Regions from separate parts of the Mus musculus genome. Here region 2 is linked to region 1. The links are chromatin contacts, found by Hi-C or POLR2A ChIA-PET in ENCODE. All regions are on one chromosome and are shown on one strand. Each heading gives the region's core, a stretch centred on a gene start or an enhancer-like site at or near the end of the contact. The rest is flanking DNA. Distances are from core to core; before and after follow the strand shown. Region 1 holds the start of Zfp709 (zinc finger protein 709). Region 2 holds the start of Zfp617 (zinc finger protein 617).

What was found. A loop is a pair of places that touch in the nucleus more often than their neighbours do. ChIA-PET counts read pairs that join two places held with the same protein, here RNA polymerase II (POLR2A).
Region 2: a map of left cerebral cortex shows a loop between it and region 1 (4-fold over the local background). The contact joins the promoter of Zfp617 here to the promoter of Zfp709 in region 1. A Hi-C loop is called at or near these places in 2 of 37 maps with a recorded cell type or tissue (heart and left cerebral cortex). POLR2A ChIA-PET finds 5 or more read pairs at or near these places in 4 of 5 experiments (Patski and embryonic stem cell).

Annotation. Positions count from the first base shown.
Region 1 is chr8:71,880,274-71,883,531 of GRCm38, reverse strand. It overlaps Zfp709 (zinc finger protein 709), which reads right to left and starts at 1,464. Exons shown (of 4, transcript NM_145624.4): 1 at 1,324-1,464. The coding sequence starts at 1,326. It overlaps Gm5373, which reads left to right and starts at 3,013. Exons shown (of 13, transcript XM_017313040.2): 1 at 3,013-3,258.
Region 2 is chr8:71,921,074-71,924,331 of GRCm38, reverse strand. Zfp617 (zinc finger protein 617) reads right to left here and starts at 1,507. Exons shown (of 4, transcript NM_133358.3): 1 at 1,360-1,507. The coding sequence starts at 1,362.

The sequences.
Region 1 (3,258 bases), core at 215-2,714:
CTTAAAAAAGCATACTAGTGGAATTAAAGACACAGATTAACACTAATCCAGTATTAGGTCATTTTAATACCTGTGTCCAATAGACAGGTTATCTGGATAAGAACTAGAGAAACATCAATATTCCACCAAAATATGAAAGAATATACATTCTACTGAGCAGTTCATGGAGGCTTCTCAAAAACAGATCATATCTTGGGACATAAAACAAAGCTTAACAAATTCTGAAAGGCTGAAATAACTTATGGGTCTTACCTGTCCACTGTGCAATGGAACTTAAAAATAACTGCAAACAAGTCTCTAGTAAGCATGCAAACTCACAGAAATTAAACAACTTAGTACTGAATGATGAATGGGCTAAAGAGGAAATAAAGAAAGAAACCAAAATTCCTGGAACAATATCAAAATGAAAAAAACAACAAAACCTTCAGGAACACATAAAAACAGAGTCCTATATGAAAGGAGTCTATAGCTTTAAGCGCATACATTAGAAAACCAGGAAGCCTGATTCCCTCACAGTTCACAAAGGAACCCAAAGACAGGCCAAACTGTCCATAAGCTTAGAGACCATCTTAGTACATAGGCACAGCTCATAAAATATATTACTACAGAAACTGAGTAGAGGAACTCTTAGTGGACAAGACATTTCACTTGGGGATCTCCACATACCTTATTTTCCTTCTTTCCATTTCCCCTTTGATACATAGCACCGACTACAGGCCATCTCTAACTAACTCAACTAACTAAAGGCCCACTTTTGCTTCAAAACAATAACCTCATCAGTAAAAACAAAATCCTTACCAAGCAATGTTTCCTTAAGTTTCTCTCCTTTTTTTCCAGTACCCCGGAGATGCTAGCACATCTTATATTTGGGGCTTCCCCTCTATTGCAATTCTCCTTTGAAATAGAATTTGCCCTTCATTCCACTTTAGATCAATGCCCACATCATTTCTAGGACAAAACATTTGTTATTTCTCTCGCCCCAACTACTTGTGTAGTTTTAATGAGTTTGTCAAACGGTAAATATCTAAACATTTAGGGACGTTTAGGCCTAAGAAGTACTGGGATGGGGTGGGGAAAGCAAATTCATGGATTTTTGATGTTGTTTCTAAAGACCATCAGAGGTTCTCAGGAACGTGAGTAGTAGTGGATCCCTGGCCCAGAGCCTGGAGCCCCTCGGCTCTCTGCACCGCGCACTCAGGAGTCCCAGGTGCAGACCTGCAGAGGCGAAGGTGAAGAAGACGCCGGGGTCCCGCCACCCTAGGAGCAGGGGGTCGAGGGCTTCCCAGCAGGCCTGCCTATCCGCCTCGCTCACCCAGGGCTCACCATGTCTGCTCCCAGGGCCTCCAGCGGCCCCGCGGCGGTTCCTGGGCTCGCCCGTCTCCGGGCCACGGAGGATCGATCAGTCACCTCGGGTTCTCAGCTGACCGGACAGCACCGCGCCGGAAGGGAGCGGGCGGCAGAGGCACTTCCGCCTTGTCCGCAGGAGCTTCTGAAGGGTCAGCAGACGCACGCGCTGTCCCGCGCATCCTTGCGGCTCTCAAAACTGTTCCTGCTAAAGTGTCACATGGCTAGGGAGGTTCTCTTGAGCTCGTACAGCTCTGCGGGTGTGACAGCACCCGAAAATGAGAGGGCAGGGGAGGGACTTCCGCTACGCCCGCCGGTCCCCAGGTTCTGACAGCTCTCGGTCCACCCAAGGCCTTCACCAAGGCTCCCGGGGTTGGCGACCCCTACTACCTCAGCTGCCACGACAATGCAATCCTGCGACAATCCTGGCTCACGGAAAAAGGATGGTGGAAGAGGAACTTCCGCTCTGCTCTCCGACTGTCTTCATTGGACAGTTCATACCGCTTTCTGCCTTTTGATGAGTGTTCAGCTAGTGAGGAACAGAATAAGCGAGTCCCTACCGGACTGAGGAGAACCAAAACGACATATTCCAACCATAACCCTTTCTAGCTAGGTTTCTTTTCTTGTTGAAGACCAGCCCAGATTGGTAGATAAATTCCATTAAAGCAGAAATCTCCTGGCTTTCCTGAGAGAGAATCCGTTTCTACCTGTCCTCTATAGATCTTTCTGGTTGCCGATTTCTGGAGAAATGTCTCACAGAGTGTCTCACAGAGACAGCCCTTTACCTCAGAGAACAAATGTATTTTCCGGAGAAGCAGAAAGTGTCTACCACCTGCTCGAGACCTCCATTCAGGCAAAGCCAGGACACACACACACACACACACACACACACACACACACACACACACACGTTGCTGCAGAAAATTTTTAGGCTGAATCAGTATGAAGCAAGACTAAAGTTTAAAACGATTTTTAGTATAAATTAAACAGTAGCATTACGAAAGGTGTAATGGGCCTGGAGAGATGGTTCAGCGATTAAGAGCACTGGCTGATCTTCCAGAGAGCCTGGATTCATTTCCCAGCTCACACAGAATGTATCAAGCCCGGTTCCAGGAGCTCTTAACATCTACCTTCTTACCTCTGCTAGAGAAGGCAGGTATGTGGTACACAGACATATATGCAGGCAAAATACTCCTAAGTATAATATAAGAAATGTGGCTTCCTATATTAGGGTTCTCTAGACTCACAGAACTTATGGATTGTCTCTATATTTTAAGGGAATTTATTGTAATGTCTTACAGTTGGTAGTCTAACTAACCCAACAATGGGCAGCTGGGAATGGGAAGTCCAAGGCTCTATTAGTTGCTCAGTCTCACGAGGCTGGCTGTGTCAGCTGGTCTTCTGTATAGGCTGGGATCCTGAAGAAGTAGGTTGCAACAGATGGCAAGTAAGTGTAAGCGGGCAAAGAGCCTTCTTTCAATTTCTTTTTGTAGGACTCCAGCAGGAGGTATGGCCCAGATTAAACGTGTGTACTACCATGCCTAGATTTGGAACTTGCTTTGTTCCAGGCTGGCCTTGAACTCAGAGATCTGCTTGCCTCAGTTTTCTGGGACTAAAGGTATGTATTACCTTGCCTGGGCCTAAGATTTTCACAGCCACTGTGGCTCAAGATCTCCATGTCAAGATCTGGGTCAGAAGCTTGAGTCTTCAGCCTCAAAATTTGTATCATAGGTGTGCCCTCCATTTCTGGATTGTAGTTCCCCTTACCTCCTGGGTTCTCAGTTTATTTTACACTTCCATTCATTTACCTGCAAGTTTTATGATTTGTTTTCCTTTACAACTGAATAGAATTTCCATTGTGTTTATATTGTTATGCCCAGGTCTCAGGAACCCCAGAAGAACTCTAAGAATTGC
Region 2 (3,258 bases), core at 258-2,757, 41 kb before region 1:
AAACTAAACCATCACATCAGTAAAGATGGAAAAATTACTAAAACATTTAAACCACATGTAAAGAAAGACATAGCCACTTGATAATTAATAGTCAAATAAATACTAAGTGGATCCCACTATATACCATGAGGACAAAGTTCAGTCAATTAAATAATATTAAGTGCTGATCACAGAAAAGTTACTCAGGAATAAAATTTGATATAGAGTTGAGACTGTAGCTCAGTTGGTATACGGTAGATACTTGTCTAGAATGCATGAGGCCCTGGGTTTAAATTTCAGAGCTGCAAAACCAGGAGCTAGTGATGTGCTCATAGAATCCCAGCACTTGGAAGGTAGTCATAAGACTATCAGAAACTCAAAGTCAAGCTTGGCTGTAAACTAAGTTTATCAACAGCCTAGGATATGTAAGATCTAGTCTCAAACAAAACAAAAACAAACAAACAACAAAGCAAAACAACAAAAAAAATCCAAAACAAAGAAACCGATACGTTTGCAATTCACTATGATTTGAACTTGACCACGACTTAAAGTCCAGTCGTTTCCAAAAAAACTTTTATTACTGGAAAAAGGAGCAGAGGTAAGAGCAGTATTTAACCCAAGAGTAAAAGATAAACTTGAAAACCCTCAAGTACCATACTCACAGAGATGACGAAAATTGAAAAGTTCTTCCTCCGACCTTAAGTCAGAAGGGATAAAGATAGTCTCGTCATACTCTATAAAGGGATAATCTACCAAGAGGATATTACAATCCTAAATGCGGGAGCCGCATGTACCCATGGAAAAGAACTGTGACTGTCCCCTGAGAAGTTCCCTCACATCTCGGTATGTCTCAGTTTTCCCAGGTTCACTTCCATTAATCTCTGCGCTTAAGATCTATATTAGACATGTTTCTCGGGCCTGGAGAGATAACTCGGTGTGTAAGAGTGCTCGCTGAGCAAGGGTGAGAACCCGAGTTCAAATAAAAAACACCCAAGTAAATGCCAGGCATGGGGACAGAGCCCGGAGGATCGCTGGAGCTTGCTAGCAGGCAGCCTAGCCACAGGTTCAGTAAGAAACCCTGTCTCACAGGAATAAGGCGGGCCGTGACAAAGCAGGACACCGGGTGACCTCCCCTGGCCTCCGTGCATGGCGGGGCGTAAATTCTCACTCGCAAGAATTGTCTCCTAAACTTCCAGCTCGGCTCCACATCATCCAGCCTCGGAATCCCGCTTTCGACTGACTTTCCCTAAGGGGAAAAGCAGCTTTTCTGGAGCCGCAGGCGACAGTGCGCAGCCGCCCTTCGTCCCCCGGCGCAGCACCGGGATCCCGCCGCCCGGGACCAAGGGCGCCGCGCACAGCCCCGCCACTCGCCTGGCTCACCATGTCTGTGCCCAGGCCTGCCGCGGCTCCACAGAGGCTCCGGAACAGGCACTCACACGGCCGCGGAGGCTCAGCAACTTGGACTTCCTCAGCTGAGAGCTGTGAGGAGGGAAGCGCCAGCAAGAAAGATGGCGGGTGAGGAACTTCCGCTCCTCCCGCCGGCGCTGCTGATTGGCCAGCTCACACACTGGTGTCTGTACCGGGAGTTTCCGGCGGACCTCCCGACCTTTCCTAGGGTATGGCGTCATACAGCCAAGGACGCTAAACCGTCCGGGACTCCCACAGTTGGTTACTGAGAACCGCCCGGAAGGGAGATGGCGGACAAGGCGCTGCCTCTCGGCACCCTACCTGCCGCTCCTTTGGCCCTTATTGCTGGGCCCACAGATCCAGTCTCCGAAGCCTAAGTGACAGAATAAATTTATTCTCCCTCTTACTGACACAACCACTCCCTCTCCTGTCAACAACACTAATGAGATTCATTGGGACACACAAAGACATAAAAGATGAAAGAATTCGAGAGGGACAAGAGCAGGTAAAGGTCTGTGTGTGTATGAATATAAACAAGATACATGAATGAAAATGTTATATTGAAACTTTTCGTGTAATTAATACACGCTAATGACAACATTAAAAAAACTGTACTTTCCAGCAATTAAAAAAAAGCTTCAGCAGCTCTTCCACAAAGGACATTCTTTTTAGAAATGAGGTTTATTATAAAGTGCCTCAAGCCATGCTCAGCCCTGTAGGTGGAAGTGACATTAGACAGAAACAGTACAATTTATGCAGCTCTAAAAATAGGGCCTTAAGCCGGGTGTGGTGGTGCACACCTTTAGTCCCAGAACTCGGGGGGGGGGGGCAGAGGCAGGCGGATTTCTAAGTTCGAGGCCAGCCTGGTCTACAAAGTGAGTTCCAGGACAGCCAGGGCTATACAGAGAAACCCCGTCTCGAAAAAACCAACAACAACAACAACAACAAAAAACCAACCAACCAACCAACCAACCAACAAAAAAGGCCTTAAAAGAAGGGGCAGGGGGCCAGGCGTGGTGGTGCACGCCTTTAATTCCAGCACTTGGGAGGCAGAGGCAGGCAGATTTCTGAGTTCGAGGCCAGACTGGTCTACAAAGTGAGTTCCAGGACAGCCAGAGCTATACAGGGAAACCTTGTCTCGAGAAAAAAAAAAAAAAAAAAAAAGAAGGGGCAGGCTTCCATTCGAAGCCTGGCAGGCGGGTCTGGGAGGAGGTGATGTGGGGAAGGAGGTAGAGGAGATGAGGGGCAGGCAGAGGTGGACAGACTAACCTTGAGAAGGGGAGGGGAGAGCAGAAGAGCCTGAGATACAGCTTTCATTGTCTGGACCAAATCCCAGAGCTATCTATCTTCCTAAGGTGTCTCAGACTACTCCCCAGAACAAATAAAAAGGTCTGATTTTTTAAAAAATTACCTTTTAGGGGGCAGGAACTTTCATATCACTTGATATGTTTCAGCATAGTGTACCTGAACGGGAGCAAGGACGAGCCAGGTACTATTGAGAACTGTCACAGCACAACACACTGCTTAACTCTGTCCAAGTGAGGGCTGCATAAAAGTTACGAGATTGGGCCTAAAGGAGCAGGCTGGTAAAAACCAGCCACTTTGGCCCACCTTGAGGGCTGTTGGATCTCACAGAATCCCTGGACAAATGGCTGAGGTGCCTATTAATAGATAAAGCAGCCTCTGGTCAACTCTCCCAGCACTTCTCACCTTACTCCCTACCCTAAACCTCCACTGCCTGAGGCTGGGCTTCCTTTCCCCCAGCCTCTGATCCTGTTATCTTTTATTTCCTGGATCTCTCTTGGTCCTCTTTCCCCATTCTCTCCTCCCCTGCTTTCGGCAACCTCTCCTCTCATGGTCCGGTTCAGTCTG